2 separate regions of the Mus musculus genome follow, and region 1 is linked to region 2. A link is a loop called in an ENCODE intact Hi-C map of the cell type or tissue named here. Cell type or tissue: gastrocnemius. All regions are shown on one strand.

Region 1 (8,000 bases), 69 kb after region 2:
GAAGCATTAGCAGGCAAGTACAGGGTGGCCGCACTGTCTGACAGCTTAGGGGAAAACACATGGTAAATGTTGGGTCTTACCTACAAGAAACTTGCCATCCCATAAAGAAACCAGACTGCTCTATAACTGATAAAATGTGCTGCCTAAGTCAGAAGTATTACTAAGTGCCAGGTTTCCTGCCAGCTTTGTGTGGCAAGCCAAACCGGAAACTCCGGTTGCATGGCTGCTGATGAACTTCTGGTTTTGTATATTCTAAAACTCTTTTGGTAAGGCTTGGAGTGTGTGTTGCACCACATACTTCGTACCGGCTCTGCAGTGCCGCGTGCTAGGGCTTTCCTTGCGGATGGATGCCTGCTAGGACTGGGTTCTGTCTTCCCCAGCCTCCAGCTCTACACACCAGGAATGGCTGGTGTGCCGTCTGTTTCTTGGGTCCATCCTTCCTGCCTTCCTCTGAGAGAACAGAGATGCGAGAGGGAGGGTGCACTTCCTGCATAGCCAGGCACAGCTGTGGGAGTCTCTTGGGTTTAACTACTCTGCCTTCACCCCACGTTTGTTGTACTTTGTACACTCTTTTAGAAAATGCAGTCAGAAAGTGGGAGCATCGTCCTTCCTTCAGATTACATAACGGTGGACTGTAATTGTGCGTGTGGGAAAAGAAAAATACAGCCCTGTCTGTCAAGGTGCTTCCTGTGGGCAAAGACGACTTCCTGCTAGTCATCTCTCTAATGGAGCAGGGGGAAAATTCTATCAAAAGAGGCATTATTTTTAGTAGATACTAATTTTTTCCTAGCTAGGGAAATGTAATACAAAGGTGAATAGTCTGTTGTCTGTGAGGGCTGATCCTGTGTGGGACCCGGGTCTTCCTTAGCCAGTGGCCAGAGGATAAAGCACGGTTCTCCAGCTCCACACTGCTCACTTGGAGTGTCTCTGGACTGTTTCCAGCCCACCGTGGCTATGAACTCCCTCCCACAATAGACCATATTTGCTTCCCTGACAGAGTATAATTAGGGCTGTTCCTTTTGGGAAATAAGTATGAATGAACAAGTAACCATAGTTACGGAGAATATTTAAGCAAGCAGACTTTAGAATGTAGAATACTGTACTTATCTATCAATACAGTGTAGATGAGTTAGCAGTTAGTGGCAGTAATAAAGAGAGATTATTAATAAGTCCCTCTACTCAGATTAGATGGAAAAGGATGCAGAAAAGAGATAGAAGTCAGTGCTTCGTTAACATCCTCCTTTCTGGACTGAGAATGTCGCTGAGTGGTAGAGCATTTCCCTGGTGGGAGCTGCCGGGCCCTGGTTCACCACCCCTCACTGTGCTGCTCTCTTTCTGAGGGCAGCGTCTCATGTAACCCACACCAGCCTGGGACCCTGTCTGTGGCCTGAGCAGGGCTTTGGCCTCCTGATCTTCCTTGCCTTCACTGCCTGAGTGATGGAGCTATATAAGCATGTGCCACCACCCTCGACTTCTGCAGCTCTGGGGATCAAACAAACCCAGGGCTTCCTCCATGGGGCAAACAGTCAGCAGCTGAGCTTTGTCCTCAGCTCTGCTCTGCTCTTCTCAGCGCAAACAGCCTCTGTTCTCCATAGACAACACTCACAGAGCTCGCGCTAACCTAGAGTTTAACACCCGCTTCTGAGTAGTAACAAAATAAAATGACAGATTTTCTTGTTTTAAAGTTTGTTCCAAAACACATGTCTATTTATGCACTGACTACTGTTTGCTCTCTCAATGTACTAAAAGCATACTTTTCCCTTCCCTTGTGCTCTTCTGCCCTCTAGATCACCAGAGTAATATGCTGTCTTCTTAACCATGGTTTTCCGAAGCCAGAGCTCAGCTGTCACTTCCCAGTCCCGAGTTTTGAGACCTCATGTCATAAAGGGGAATACAGCCCTTTTTTCACAGGCTATGGGGAGCATGGTGGACTATCAGGAGAGATAGACCAGCCTCTTTCATTTTCTGTGGTCTTCAGCTTCTGTCTGACTATGGACAGTTGCTCCAGGCTGTAAGCCACAGTTCCTTTGCCTGAACAGTGGCAGTGGTGGTGTTCTGGATCCCTGTGCTTGCTACACAGATTTGGTGCATTTAAGCACATCAAGTACTGTGTACTGCTGGGATTCATAGCGCCTTTGTACATCAGGCACTGTTGAGAACACTTAGCTGTACAGCCTTACAGGGACTGTACCAGATGAGGAAACGGGGGACGTGGGAAAGCTAGGGTTGGCACCTGGGATCTGACCTGGACTTATCTGACCAGAGTGGTTCTGATATTAGAACCACTCTAACTGTGAGAAAGTAATGGAGAATTCCAATTGAGTCACTTAGAAGCACACACGGATGTCTGGGAATCTGTTGACAGCGGGAGTTGAGAATGGGAGTGCACATCTGTAACTGTAGCACTTAAGAAGCTGAGGCAGGAGCATTGCTAAAAGTTTCAGGCCAGCCAGACTATATAGTGAGACCGACTCCTAAAAGCAACCAACCATATAAAAACAACAACAGAACATCTAAACACCATGGGATTGATCATGGGAACCTCAGCTAAAATGTAATGTGGGATTTAAAAGAAACATGGAGTCCAGAACGTTTCAGAACTCTGTGCTAACGTCTGGAAGGCCAGTGTAAACATGTAGATGTTGGCTTTGCTTCCCTGCTGCCCCCAGGCTCCTCAGTGGTTAGAAAGCGACTCCTGTCAGAAGTGTGAGCAGCCCTTCTTCTGGAATATAAAACAGATGTGGGACACAAAGACCCTGGGCTTGAGGCAGGTGAGTAGCCAATGTTTGCTCCTTCTGGAAGAATTTTGCATCTCATTATTTTTTTATCTTTAATTCAAATTTTTAGAAAATCATACTTGCCGGGCGGTGATGGCGCACGCCTTTAATCCCAGCACTTGGGAGGCAGAGGCAGGTGAATTTCTGAGTTTGAGGCCAGCCTGGTCTACAAACTGAGTTCCAGGACAGCCAGAGCTACACAGAGAAACCCTGTCTCAAAAAACAAAAAAAAAAAAAAAAAAAAAAGAAAAAGAAAAAAGAAAATCATACTTTGTTCTTACAAATGTGGTTTCTCCTCTATTATTTTGTATCACGGCCATGTGACTGACAGTGAGCATGACCAAGTTTGGCCTGTATAATACACCTGGATCATTTTCATTAAGACTTTCTCAAATCTCTTCTTTTTCTTTTTTAACTGAGAAACTTGCCCCCAGTACCCTTACTGGTAGCACTGGGTACTCATACGATGCCTAAGTCCTGCTGTGAAATGCATCTGGCTGATCATGAATTTGGGGGCTACGTGAGAGCATAGTGATCATTCATCATTGGTGAGGGATTAGCCTAGCATTCGTGTGTGTCACTAACTTTGCTTTGCTTTCACTCAAAGAGCTGCTCGTCAGTAAAGCCCCATCCAGCCTGGCAGCCAGGACTGGGCTTCTGTTATTTCTTATTACCCAGAAATGCCCAGAAATGGCTGATCCTGTGTGATGCTTCCCCCACCCCCCACCCCCCACCCTTTTTTTTTTCTTTTTTTTTTTTCGAGACAGGGTTTCTCTGTGTATCTCTGGCTGTCCTGGAACTCACTTTGTAGACCAGGCTGGCCTCAAACTCAGAAATCCGCCCTTCTCTGCCTCCCGAGTGCTGGGATTAAAGGCGTGCGCCACCACGCCCAGCTGTGTGATGCTTCCATAGCAGTGAACAGCATATTATAGTTGGTGAAGTATTCCTTCTAAAGAAAACACCGAAGAGTGAATTTTATTCTTATGCATTAATAATTAGTAGGAGAGAGAGAAGCAGATAGATAGATAGATAGATAGATAGATAGATAGATAGATAGTCACTAAAGGGTTAGTGGTTAAGGTCTGCTACATTCAATGGTAATAATTGGAGTGTTCTGGAAAGTTCTAGAGCTTATTTTCTGAATCAAGAGTTTGCAAAGCCAAAAAGAACATTATTCCTCCATGAAGACTATTTAAAACTTTAACTTTAACTTTTTTCTTTGAAGGAGGAATAGTTTTTTTCTTGCCAGAATCTCCAGCGATTGGGTTCCTAAAAGAGCTTGGGTTTGGTTTGAATAGTGCTGCTCTTTGTGAACCAGACAGATATAGCTGTTGTCCCCAAACAAGGACATTTTTATTTGAAGACCCTTGCCTACTGGGACATTTCCTGATGTGTGTTCCAAGTGTCAGTGATGATGCAGTGGGTGCTGGGGTCTATCAAGCACATTCTCCCCGAGTTTACAGGAATGCAAAGCTAACTCCTGTCTCCTCCACCGCCCTGGCAGCATCACTGCAGGAAGTGTGGGCAGGCCGTCTGTGGGAAGTGCAGCAGCAAGCGGTCCAGTTACCCCGTCATGGGTTTTGAGTTCCAGGTTCGAGTTTGTGATTCCTGTTACGACTCCATCAAAGATGAGGAGTGAGTGCTTGCTGGTTCGTCTTACTGCGTCCTGCCCTCTCTGTCTGATGGGAATCTGCATATGGGCAGCAGTTCTAGAGAGATTTCTACCCATATGCTTATCTCTTTGGAATGTTTCTTCATTTGTTTGTTTTTAATTACATTTTTTTGTGGGTGGGTTGGGCCAGCATGTGTATCACAGCTTGTATGTGGAGGTTCAAAGACAACTTGTGGAATCTCTCCTTCTACCCTGTGGTTCTTAAGGATCAGACTGGTGGATAAGTGCCTTGCCTTGCCGAGCCATCTCGTCAAGCCACATGAACCGTTTTTGAAGAGAAATTTCTGTCCTAGCTTTGTGACACACACGCTCTTTATCTCAAGCTGCCTCACTGGCTGGGACAGATTTTTTTTTCCAAGTACCAATGAGGGTCGTTGGAGTAGTCCTGCAGCTGACAGCCCCATCCCACAGGGCTCTGCAGAGACATGTCCCTGTGTAAGTAAGTGGGCAGCAGCAATTGAGCTGGCTGACTTTTGTCCACTCATGCCAACTTAGTTACGGGAAAGACTGGAAAGACCTGTGCTCTTTCTTCACATGGTCTTAGGTAACTTCATCAGATGTTCCTGATGTGGACAGATCCATTGGGAGAAAATGGCTGTTATTTTTTCCTTCTCCTGAGCCATGGCTACAGTAGCAGAGGTCTGTGTCCCCACCCATGACGGGCCATGAGCTAACAGAGGGAGGGCTGCACCATGGCTCTGACTGTGGCAGATGCTCACTGGCATCATTTACTACATTACATCATTGCTCATGATCTCCTCCAGTGCACTTCTTCCTTAGCCCTATGGGCCCATGGTTTTATGTCTGTGTACCAGGCTCTCCAGTGAAGGAATACATTATTTTTATGCTGAGTGTCTTAACCTTTTTGAGGTCTTGGCTTTGGGACCAAAGCCTCTACGGTTGAAACCTTTTGTACAGCCTTGTTAATTATAAAACCATTGCTATATTTTTAGAAGATAATGGTAACATTATTGTGTGTAAGCCATCTACATTGCTAAAAGATTGCTTCTCTCTTAGGCCTGGCTACAGTCCGCACATTTCACCTGTCTTTCTCTTTGTTAGCCGGACTTCTCTAGCAACATTTCATGAAGGAAAACATAACATTTCCCATATGTCCATGGACATTGCAAGGGGACTGATGGTGACCTGTGGGACAGATCGTGTTGTGAAGGTAAGCTGGCCTGTTAGCATCTCAGCTGAGATAGAGCTGTCCTCAGGCTATGAGCGGGCTTCAAGGCATTTCTAGTGCCATTGCCTTTGCTTGGTATAATCAGTAATTGCCTGTTCAAAGCCCTGAATGACAGAGCAGGTATTTGTGATTTCCTAACCCTGATGGGGACTCGCTGTGGGTGGGTGGGTGGTCATGATAGTGAGGGCTAGGTGTCTCTTGGAACCTGTGGATTCTGAGTTGGCCTGAGGGTTTCCCGTCCCATCTGTCTTGAGTCTTTGTTAGTCTATAACCTTTCCTGTCTTCTTGGCTAATGTTCCTTTACATCCTATCCTATTTGTGAAGAATAATCATATTTTTTAAGTTAAATTCTTAGATCACAAACAGAAATTGAAAGTAAATCTTTTATACTTAGTTACATTGTAAAACAAATAGTTTCTATTTTTATACAGTATAGTAAAACATTATTTTCAGGATTCAAAATGCTACCTGGAAGTGGTTTGTTGTCCTTGTTGTTTCGGAGGGTTTTTTTTCAATGTAATTAGTTAACTACGTTGCTTTATTTGTATATGAGTCCTAAGGAGGTTCTCTAGCCAAAAAAGACAAAGCTGTCAGTACTAACTGTTGAAATTAGACCCCATGATAAGTGTTTCTTCTCCATGTGCCTTCCTTGTAGATATGGGATATGACTCCTGTGGTGGGCTGCAGCCTGGCAACTGGATTTTCTCCACACTGATCCCAGAGCTGGGTGATGTCTGCTACACGTGATGCATAGCATCCTCCATGAATGGAGACCCTTCATGTAGCTCAACAGCCACTGTCGTGTAAATGGACATTAGACGCCTAAAAAAACAAATCAATATTTTTTAAAAGAAAAAAATCTATATAAAGGTGTGTTTGGGGGTATTTGTGGAAATTGTCTAAAAGGTCTGTCCACAACGGACTCCTAAGGAGTAGAATTTCCTCAGCAAAACTGCCTCATGAACATTGAACCAGTGGGTAAGGAGGGAACAATGAAGGGTTTAGAAGGAAAAATTTTTAAATGAAAAAGGTTAGTGCTTAGAACTTCTTAAATGCAAACCCATGAGCACACATGGAGTCTCCCGAGAGGGTCCTTGAGGCCCCTGAGAGTACTCAGATACACAACCAGGGGCTGGGGGAGAGCTTTCTGTCTTTCTTCAGGGGAGGTGGCCAGATGTGAGAAACCTATGCTTGCCATACAAATGTCCTCTACACCGAGTTACTGATAAACCTCATCAAGGTACCTGTTCTGTCAGGTGGTGTCCTAATCTGCTCTTGGGTTTGGCTCACTCTAGTTGTTTCTGTCCCAGCCAGTGTCCCCTGGGTGAACCTTTACAGCTGTCATATAACAAGACAGAGCACATTCATCTCCTTCTCCCAAACCTGCCCTGTGGACAAAGCTTTCTTTTATGGTGCTGATGTACAAGCCTCCTGACATTTTTTTTCTTTGTAGCTAGTCATGACCCATGGCAAACTCAGCTACCACCATGGTGGTGATGCGTGCCAGCAGCCTACTCCATGGAACAGCCCAGTCTTGCTAACTGATACATTTGTTTGTAGTCCCAAGACCAAGCCCTTGTTATATGGTAGCAAGTTATGCCCCTCAGAAGTACTCTGGCGCTTCTGTATTATGTTGTAGCTGTGACCAGTGTTAGTCATGTGTCATAGAAAGAAATTGGTGGCCCATTGCTAAAATTATCAGTCAGGTCTTGTACAGTAATCCCTAACCTGCAAATCACTTACATAGCATTTAGAAAAGCTGTTGTATGAAATGTGTTGTCCAATTTTTGGCCAGATTACCAAGAGATGTTTGTGTGTGTTTGTGTAAACAGAAAGTAGCACATGAACTATTCCAGTAGAACCGTGGGAGCCTGCTGCTTGCCGGTAGGAAAGGCCTACTGCTTTAACGGATGAATAATGACTACCTACAGCATCCGTGTGACTCTTGCTAATGGGTATGGATTTAAAATCTCACTGTAGCACTGTGTTGGGTTACATCAAGATCAAGGCCATTCTGCCAGAGAGGACTAAGGCTTTATCACTTTACCAACATGGCTAACAAGGAGGTGGCGCACGCCTTTAATCCCAGCACTCGGGAGGCAGAGGCAGGCAGTTTTATGAGTTCGAGGCCAGCCTGGTCTACAAACTGAGTTCCAGGACAGCCAGGGCTACACAGAGAAACCCTGTCTCAAAAAAACAAAAAACAAAAAAAAAAAAAAAAAAAAAAACAGGCAGAAAAGCTATGGGGTCACAATGGATAAAACACAAACAATGAGGAAAGGAAAGGCAGCCAGGCATAATGGGCTCTGTATTTACAGAGAGCTCTTGACTTGAGAAATAAGACCAAAGGATGTTTTGCCCC
Region 2 (8,000 bases):
TGCTCTGCTCTCTTTGGGCTCTCTTTGGGCTTGGAGTAGTCCCAGGGCCGCCTGTTCTCTGTGAATCCGTACAGCTTCCTGAGGGCCACGCGCGCAGCTTCTTCCTCTGCAACGAGTACAGTTTCCCCAGGTCCCTCTGCAATCAGCTTTCTGTCACTAGGAAGAAAACAGACAGGGATCTGAACGCCGGGAAGACAGCACATGAGACAGTTATGCCTTCCATCCCATCCCATCCAAATACAACAACCTACGAGGCCCAGTTTCTCCAAGGCAAAGCATAAGGTGGCACAAGGATCAGAAGTTCACAAGGATTAGAGCTGGGTAGTGTGGCACACTCCTTTGATGCCAGCATTTGGGAGGCAGATACAGGCAGATCTCTGAGTTTGAAACAGTTAGGTCTACATGGCAAGTCCCTCAGATTAGAAAATCTTCACACAAAGATTGGAAAAATATTTGCACAAAATTTAATCTACTTATCCAAGATACTCAATGTCCACATCTACTGCTTTAATTGATTTCTTTCTCTCTCTCTCTCTCTTTCTCTCTCTCTCTCCCTGTCTCTCTGTCTCTCCCTCCCTCTCTGTCTCTCTGTCTCTCCCTCCCTCTCTGTCTCTCTGTCTCAGGAAAGCATTCCACCACTGAGCTACACCTCTACCCCACTTTAATCTTAAAACCTGAAATCCATTTCAGACAGGTTTATCTCTAACAAAACTACAAGGCTCTAAATGTGCTGACACTTTGGTAGACAGCAAAGCTCCTGTCTTCCACTCTGAGGCTCGGTTGAAGCTGCTGCCAAGAACAGATGTATTTTTTTTATATATATAGAAAATATAAGGTGAGCTTATATCCCATAAAACTCTATAGCAAACAGCTGTCCAAAAGTGACTTAGCAGGAGCTGGAGAGAAGGCTCACTGCTCAGAGCACTGGCTGTGCTTGTAAGGAACCCAGGTCGGATTTCCCGGATGAACCTAACAGCTAATAAACATCTGTAACTCTAGTTCCAGAACCGACACCTTCTTCTGGCCTCCACATGTATGTGATGCAGACATACATGCAGGCCAACACTCACACACATAAAATTTTCAAAAGTTACTACTAGCAAAACACAGATAACTTGTCTTCTATTAACAGCAGAAAGAGAAAACCAAAAAACCCACCACCATCACCAATAACAAAAACCAGATAATGACCCTATCCACCCTGCCCCACTAGGGTCTCACGGTGTAGTTCTGGGAGGCCTCTCTATAGACAGTCTGGCCTCAAACTCACAGAGATCTGCTTGCCTCCACCTCCTGAACACTAGCCTAAGATTAAAGACATGTACCTCCCCCCGCCCCCCACCCAGCTCAGAGATACAATTTTAATACTGTTAGAAGTAACACTTAAAAACTGGAAGTCTATCTTCTAGGCTTCCAATCAAAGTTAAAAAGTGAACAATGAATTTTTACTAACCAGTATAAGCCAACAAAATATAAAGGCAGAGCAGTTGTGCTTCCAGACTGCCTGGTGAGTCGAGACTCAGGAGCTGAGATGTTTCTCTTCTTCAGCTCCTCTACGAGTAGTCCCATGGGATTTACGACGGTCCACATCTCAAAGAGCTCTTTCCCCGTCATTTGTGTAATTAAAAAGTCCTGTGCATAAAATAACATTTAAATTAGAACAAAGAATATTATGGCCAGAATTCAAAATCCATTTTTACCATAAGAACTGATAGGCAATGAATGGCAAATGTACATATTAAGCACATACAGCCTGAAAATCCAAAATGCTCGGAATCTGAAACTTTTCGCACTAAAGTGTTGCTTGCAAACGTTGAGATTATAGAGTATGTTCGGTTTCTGGCTTTGGAATTCCAGCTTGAGCTTCTCCCTCATGGGCTCACACGTGCAAGGACAGCACACTCTACCAGAGTTATACCTGGATGTCCTCATAGGCTGTTGTTGTTTGTACTTTTAATAAAAATCATAGAACTTTAAATGTTTCAATTTCAAACCTAAAGAAAATGATGTCAAGCAACATAACCTATGAAAATTATTCAGAAGACTGACTCCTGCCTCAGAATTCAATACTCAAATCATTGATATTCAAAGTAGAAGCATGTGTCTGTCTACTTACTAAGGACATACCCACAAGGACACACCTTCCCTCCATGGCAGACTGCATCTTTTTAAAGCCTGAGCTAGGGCTGGAGAGATGGCTCGGCAGTTTAAGAGCACTGACTGCTCTTCTGAAGGTCCTGAGTTCAAATCCCAGCAACTACATGGTGGCTCACGCCCTCTACTGCTGTGTCTGAAGACAGCTACAGTATACTTAGAAATAATAAATAAATCTTTAGCCCGGCCTGAGCAAGGCCGACTGGAGCGAGCAGAGGTTCTGAATTCAAATTCCCAGCAACCAACGTGATGGCCCACAACCATCAGTACAGCTACAGGGTACTCATGTACGTTAAATAAATAAGTAAATAAATAAATCTTTAAGCTCTGAGCTAAAATAAACATTTTTTTCCTTAAAAATTAATCAAACCAAAACAAAAAATTTTAAAAAGCTAAGAATAACGTAAACCTCCAGCACTCACAACCCAGCATTTATTATTTGCTTTCCAGGGTATTGGCAAAAGAAAACTGAAATAACCACCACAAAGTTAACATAAAAATAGTTTGGGTTTTTCTAAGTTTTGGGGGTAGGAACAGTCAGTTGTACCAAGATCTAGCAAAGGAATGCATGAGAAAAAGAAACGTCCCCCTCTGCCCACATGAAGACTGTCTGAACAAGTGCATCTAACCATTACCCACCCTGATGAACAGTGCAGCCCTTTCAGGGCCACTGCTCTGCAGCAGGGCTCCAATGACCGCGAAGAAAGTCTGACGTAAGACAGGCAGGGGGACAGGAAATTCTGCACTGAGGGTCAACTGCTCCACAGCCAAGTTCCTGGCCACGTGACAGACAACTGCCTCACCAGTGAGAAAGCTAACTAGACTCTCAGTGCCTTCGGCGGGCAAGTCTGGGAATTCGTCTTCGAGAAACTGTGTGAGGCACCGATGTGAAAAAGACAGCCCTTGTTCGAACAGTTCCTGATTGTCCTTAAGATTCAGAAGAGCAGCTTCTTTCTCTATGCCAAGGCTCTGACGTTTCGCCTCTTCGCTTTTGATGTAGCAGCTATTGATAAATGCAGTTTTGAGAAGGTCCAACGAAAAGGTTTCTTGTAAGCGAGATCCAAAGGCTTGTACCTCCGCATGGTAATCCCAGTTTGGCTTCTCTGAGCTGAGGAGGCAGACAGTAAGAGAGTAAGGAGGAGGGCATGGTACCACGTAAGGTGTGCTCTAACTTTACTACATAACGGAATGAAATGAAGTTTGTTTCTTTTATTGTCGGATTCTAACAGTCTAAATACAAAAGGTAATACAGATAACCACTGGCAGTCCGTCATTACTGTCTATATATAAGATGTGGGGGTTTCCCTTTGGCTTAACTGCCATATTAAACAGATTGTTCACATCACATTAGGCTGCTCTGCTAGTATTTAAGTTCTCTCTTTCTGCTCTAACAGTGACATTATGCTTTCTACCTGAGTATGAACAAATTATAACTATATAGATTCAGGCCACAAACTGAAAGTAATTATGTTTAGTTTATATATATTTATTTAAAGCTCAGAAATGTCCACTTGAATTTCCAGTTACATAAGTTAATATCAGTCTTATGAGTGTGTCAAAATTTCATAACCACAGGCGAGGGTTGAGGCTGTTCTAATTCAGTGGTAGTGGTAATTGACACAATGGCCTGGTGTGTGCAGGTACACTGTACAGACACACAATTCCAAGAATTAAATGCCTTTTCCTAGAGAAAATTAAATGTCTTTTCCTAGAGAAAAATAATGCCACAATAAAATCCTTTAAAGTTAAAAGAGAGAAGAAAAATAGATCTAAGTTTAAAATCATAAATCTAAATTTGTTTTCTATAGTTTTTTCCAATTTTAACTCATTAATCTTAAAATACCCACCTGTCTATTGGGCAAGGGAATGTAAATTAAGACATGATTCTGAGTCTTGCTTATTAAACCACAATAATTGTGCAATAGAAGGTGTATTCTCACTGGTGTTAGTGTAAAGGGGATTAATATTCTCCTGGAGGGCAATATTAAAATAGTAATCAAAGTCTCAGCTCAGGAATAACTAGCTAACTAGAGACAGTTCCTGCTTCTTTGGTGTTCTAACAATCTAACGGAAGTCAAATGCCAAAGAAACTGTAAGAATGAAGTTGATCTTCGTGTACTTTTGCCCACTAAGACAGAGTATACAGAAAGTGCATGATGCAGGATCGTATATAAGCATGATGCACTTTAGAAAAATCTGTGGGGTTTTTGTTGAGGTTGTTGTTGTTGTTGGCTGTTTTGATTTGTCCGACAACCCCCCCCCCCGCCCCCAGGCAAGAAGATTAATTAGATAAAAAACCTAAACTTTTATCCTCACTCCAGGCAGTGGACATGAAATTCTGTTACACACAGAATTAAATGTTTCTACCCTGGTACGCAATATGGTAGAATTGATGACCCTATTCCTCTTTAAAATACCCAATTGGCCTGAGATTAGGAAGTGACAAAATTGGGTCAATCCCAATCCCAAGCAGTTACCCTCTGGTCGACCCCATTTGCTTATATTCAGCTAGTGAGATTCTGCAGGGGACAGCCCAGCCCCTGTCGCCCAGTTCCTCTGCCCCATGCTGCCTGCAGGAACGTGCCCACCGCAGTTGCCTGCAGCCTGGTGTCCTCGCCGCCACCTTAGCCTCTCCACCCTCCCGAGACGCCTACCGTCGCACTGGCGGCGGCGGGCAGCGTAGCAGGCGCCATCGCTCCAGCTCTTTCTGGAAGCGGAAGGCGGCACGGAATCCCTTCTTCACTCCCCGAACCGGAGGAGCCAGCGTGGGGACGGCCGGAGCCAATAGGCGGCGAGGGCCCTGCTGCAGCAACCGGAATACAGCAGAAGCCATGGCAAGAACAAGGCAATAGGAGGCGGAAGGAAGACAGCCGGAGCGGTGTAGCCCGAACGCGGTTCCCCGGAAACTGGTGCAGCAGCAGAGAGAGGCCTGAACGCTGGAGGACACCGAAGAGGGAGCATGGCTAGTGTACTGCGCGTGCGCAAGTGCTTCTTTCTGCCCATTCTGTAAGTATGGGTGCAGAAATTGTTGAGAAACAGTTGCTTGACCCTATCAGTCTCGCTTGTGTTTATTTCTCATTAAAGCAGAACAAAAACTAGTTTTTAAAGTTCTAAATAAAACACTTAAATTTTCACAAGAAAAACATTTCTTGTTTACATTCAGTCTTAAAAGTTGCAGACCATCATTCCAGCCACTACTGAGGAAATGTTTTCAAAGTTTAAGGCTTCACCCAACCGTTTCCAAAAAGTCTCGCTTACAAAAGCACGTTCAGAAGTGTGTTTAACTTAACCAAAATTAAAGTTTGTATTTTAAAACAACTACTTTCCTCCCACCCTACCCCCCTCCCACAGGGGAAGACTCGGGACCAGGAGGGGTACATAAAAATATTAACAGTGAAATTACAAGTTTTTTTTTTAAAAATCTGTATCAACGTTTGAAGCTTTCCTAACAAAATATGAGTAAAAGACCTGAAGTCAGAAATGGAAGTGTCTCTGCTTCTTTTCCCATAGTTTTTATGGTGAACATCTTTTCCTTGAGAGGCACCTGTATGGTTCTTATACAAGGGAAACAATTCCCCTGCACTCACCCAGTTAGACTCCAGGGTCTTTGTGCCTGCTTTCACAAACAGCTTGTTCATTTTTTTTCTCTTTTTTTATTATTATTATGTATTTTCTTCAATTACATTTACAATGCTATCCCAAAAGTCCCCCCACTCCCTCCCCCCCCCCACTCCCCTACCCACCCATTCCCATTTTTTGGCCCTGGCGTTCCCCTGTACTGGGGCATATAACGTTTGCCTGACCAATGGGCCTCGCTTTCCAGTGATGGCCGACTAGGTCATCTTTTGATGCATATGCAGCTAGAGTCAAGAGCTCTGGGGTACTGGTTAGTTCATAATGTTGTTCCTCTGATAGGGTTGCAGATCTCTTTAGCTCCTTGGATACTTTCTCTAGCTCCTCCATTGGAGGCCCTGTGATCCATCCAATAGCTGACTGTGAGCATCCACTTCTGTGTTTGCTAGGCCCCGGCCTAGTCTCACAAGGGACAGCTATATCAGGGTCCTTTCAGTAAACGCTTGCTAGTGTATGCAATGGTGTCATCGTTTGGAGGCTAATTATGGGATGGATCCCTGGATATGGCAGTCTCTAGATGGTCCATCCTTTTGTCTCAGCTCCAAACTTTGTCTCTGTAACTCCTTCCATGGGTGATTGTTTCCAATTCTAAGAAGGCGCAAAGTGTCCACACTTTGGTCTTCGTTCTTCTTCAGTTTCATGTGTTTTACCAACTTCTTATGCTCGTTTTCTGCTTCTGTAACTCTGCCTATTTGCCTGTCAAATCCTCCATTTGGAAACCCCCTACTCTTGGACGACAAAAAAACCTTATCTTCCCTAGATCTAATGAGGATCTCTTGAACCCCACCTGTATTGAGAGACAGCCAATGTACACAAACTTTAGAGGTTTGTTTTAATCAATTGCTTTCTTTAATTAATTTGGCCATCATGATTTGAGCTAGGGGTCTTTTTCCTCACATCTGTGGGATTAACAGTAATCTCAAGCTTAATAAAGTTAGTGAAAGAGATCCACACACATTGGGAGTTCCCCTTCATACCTCAGATTAGGAACAAACCACACCCAAACACCTGCTTTCACAGAGAGATCCTTTATTAAGTGGGGGAGGAAAGTTAAGGTGGCTGCTTTCTCACTCTGGCAGAAAAACAGTAGAGAAAGAGGGGGGTCATGTTAGGATGGATGATACATTTTGATTGGGTATTTTAATTAGATGAGCCAAAGGGGGCTAATGATTGCTGGCCTTCAATACTTACATAGCTGGACTCTGGCAGTCAGCCTTAGGAGGAGGAAGTGACCAAGTAAAGGAATAGACCTTGGTGGCTAGCTTTAGGAATGTAGTCTAATGGTTTTTAGCAAGGCAGAGGGAATGGAAAAGAAGGACAAGGCCTACCAGAGCCAGGCTGCCAGAGTCCCTTCAGTTAAAGTGATGTCTCTATGTGCTGAGGCTCTCAGAAACAACAACTATAAGAATAACCTGTAATGTCTCAAGTAGTTTCTCCCACTTTTGACCCACATGAAGCTCAGAATTAACATCTGCATTCAGCTTGCTGTCATTCCACTGATGTAATCACTTAAAACTAGTATACTCTTGGTTGTCAACTTGACTACATATGGTATTAACTAAAACTCAAATGACCAGACACATTTTCGAGGGTTTTTTTTTTTTTCTTAATTAAATTACTTGAAATGAGAATTTTCGCTGCTAACCCAGAGTTTTGAGGTGGGGAGATATACTGTTACTCTGTGCCTCACTTTCCGCTGGCAGCCTATATAAAGGACATGGAGGAAGGAAGCTTGCTTTTCTTGTCTGCATGCTCTGGCTAGTGCTGGCAAGTCAATCTTTTCACTAGCATTAGAGCCCACTTCTCTGGGATTTCAGCATATACTGAAGACCAGCTGAGACATCCAGCCTTGTGGACTGAACACCTTTGGATTCTTGGACCTTCTGTTTGTAGGCAGCAATTGTTGGATTAGCTGGACCACAGCCTAATGGTCCACAAGGCCATTCTAATAAACCCCCCTTCTCTATTATTGAGAGATTCATTCTAAGTTTTGTTAAGTTTTTTTGTTTTGTTTTTGTTTTTCTTGGGAGTTTAGCTCATGATAAGGTACAACAATTACTTTTGAACCCATGGTAAGGCAGTAACTCAACATGGCAGAATGTATAATGGTACAAAGCTTGTTCATTTCATGCCTAAGACATAAGAGAGAGTTCATGAAGAGAAAAGATCAGAGGCCCCAAAATCTCCTTCAAAGGCCCATCCCCAGTAATTGA

Evidence for each region. Hi-C counts contacts between places; a loop is a spot of excess contacts. Peaks named below come from ENCODE experiments on the same cell type or tissue, not always from the same donor. Only the 100,000 strongest peaks of a DNase experiment are listed, where the experiment ranks them.
Region 1: a loop joins it to region 2, with 2.8 times the contacts of the local background. A loop is called at or near these places in 10 of 42 quality-filtered maps.

What each region holds. Positions count from the first base shown.
Region 1 is chr1:79,703,864-79,711,863 of GRCm38, reverse strand. Wdfy1 (WD repeat and FYVE domain containing 1) reads left to right here. Exons shown (of 12, transcript NM_001111279.1): 9 at 2,670-2,771; 10 at 4,282-4,412; 11 at 5,512-5,620; 12 at 6,294-8,000. The coding sequence ends at 6,353. Among named protein-coding and RNA genes, the nearest start is that of Ap1s3, 36 kb to the right of the region's middle. In gastrocnemius, no CTCF peak of the experiment used is centred here; no DNase peak of the experiment used is centred here; H3K27ac peaks cover 1,136 bases.
Region 2 is chr1:79,773,120-79,781,119 of GRCm38, reverse strand. Mrpl44 (mitochondrial ribosomal protein L44) reads right to left here and starts at 5,102. Exons shown (of 4, transcript NM_001081210.1): 1 at 4,809-5,102; 2 at 2,794-3,262; 3 at 1,454-1,632; 4 at 1-156. The coding sequence starts at 4,987. It also overlaps a transcript of Wdfy1 not described here. In gastrocnemius, CTCF peaks have their summits at 4,799 and 4,999; a DNase peak (open chromatin) is centred at 5,053; H3K4me3 peaks cover 1,697 bases; H3K27ac peaks cover 1,301 bases.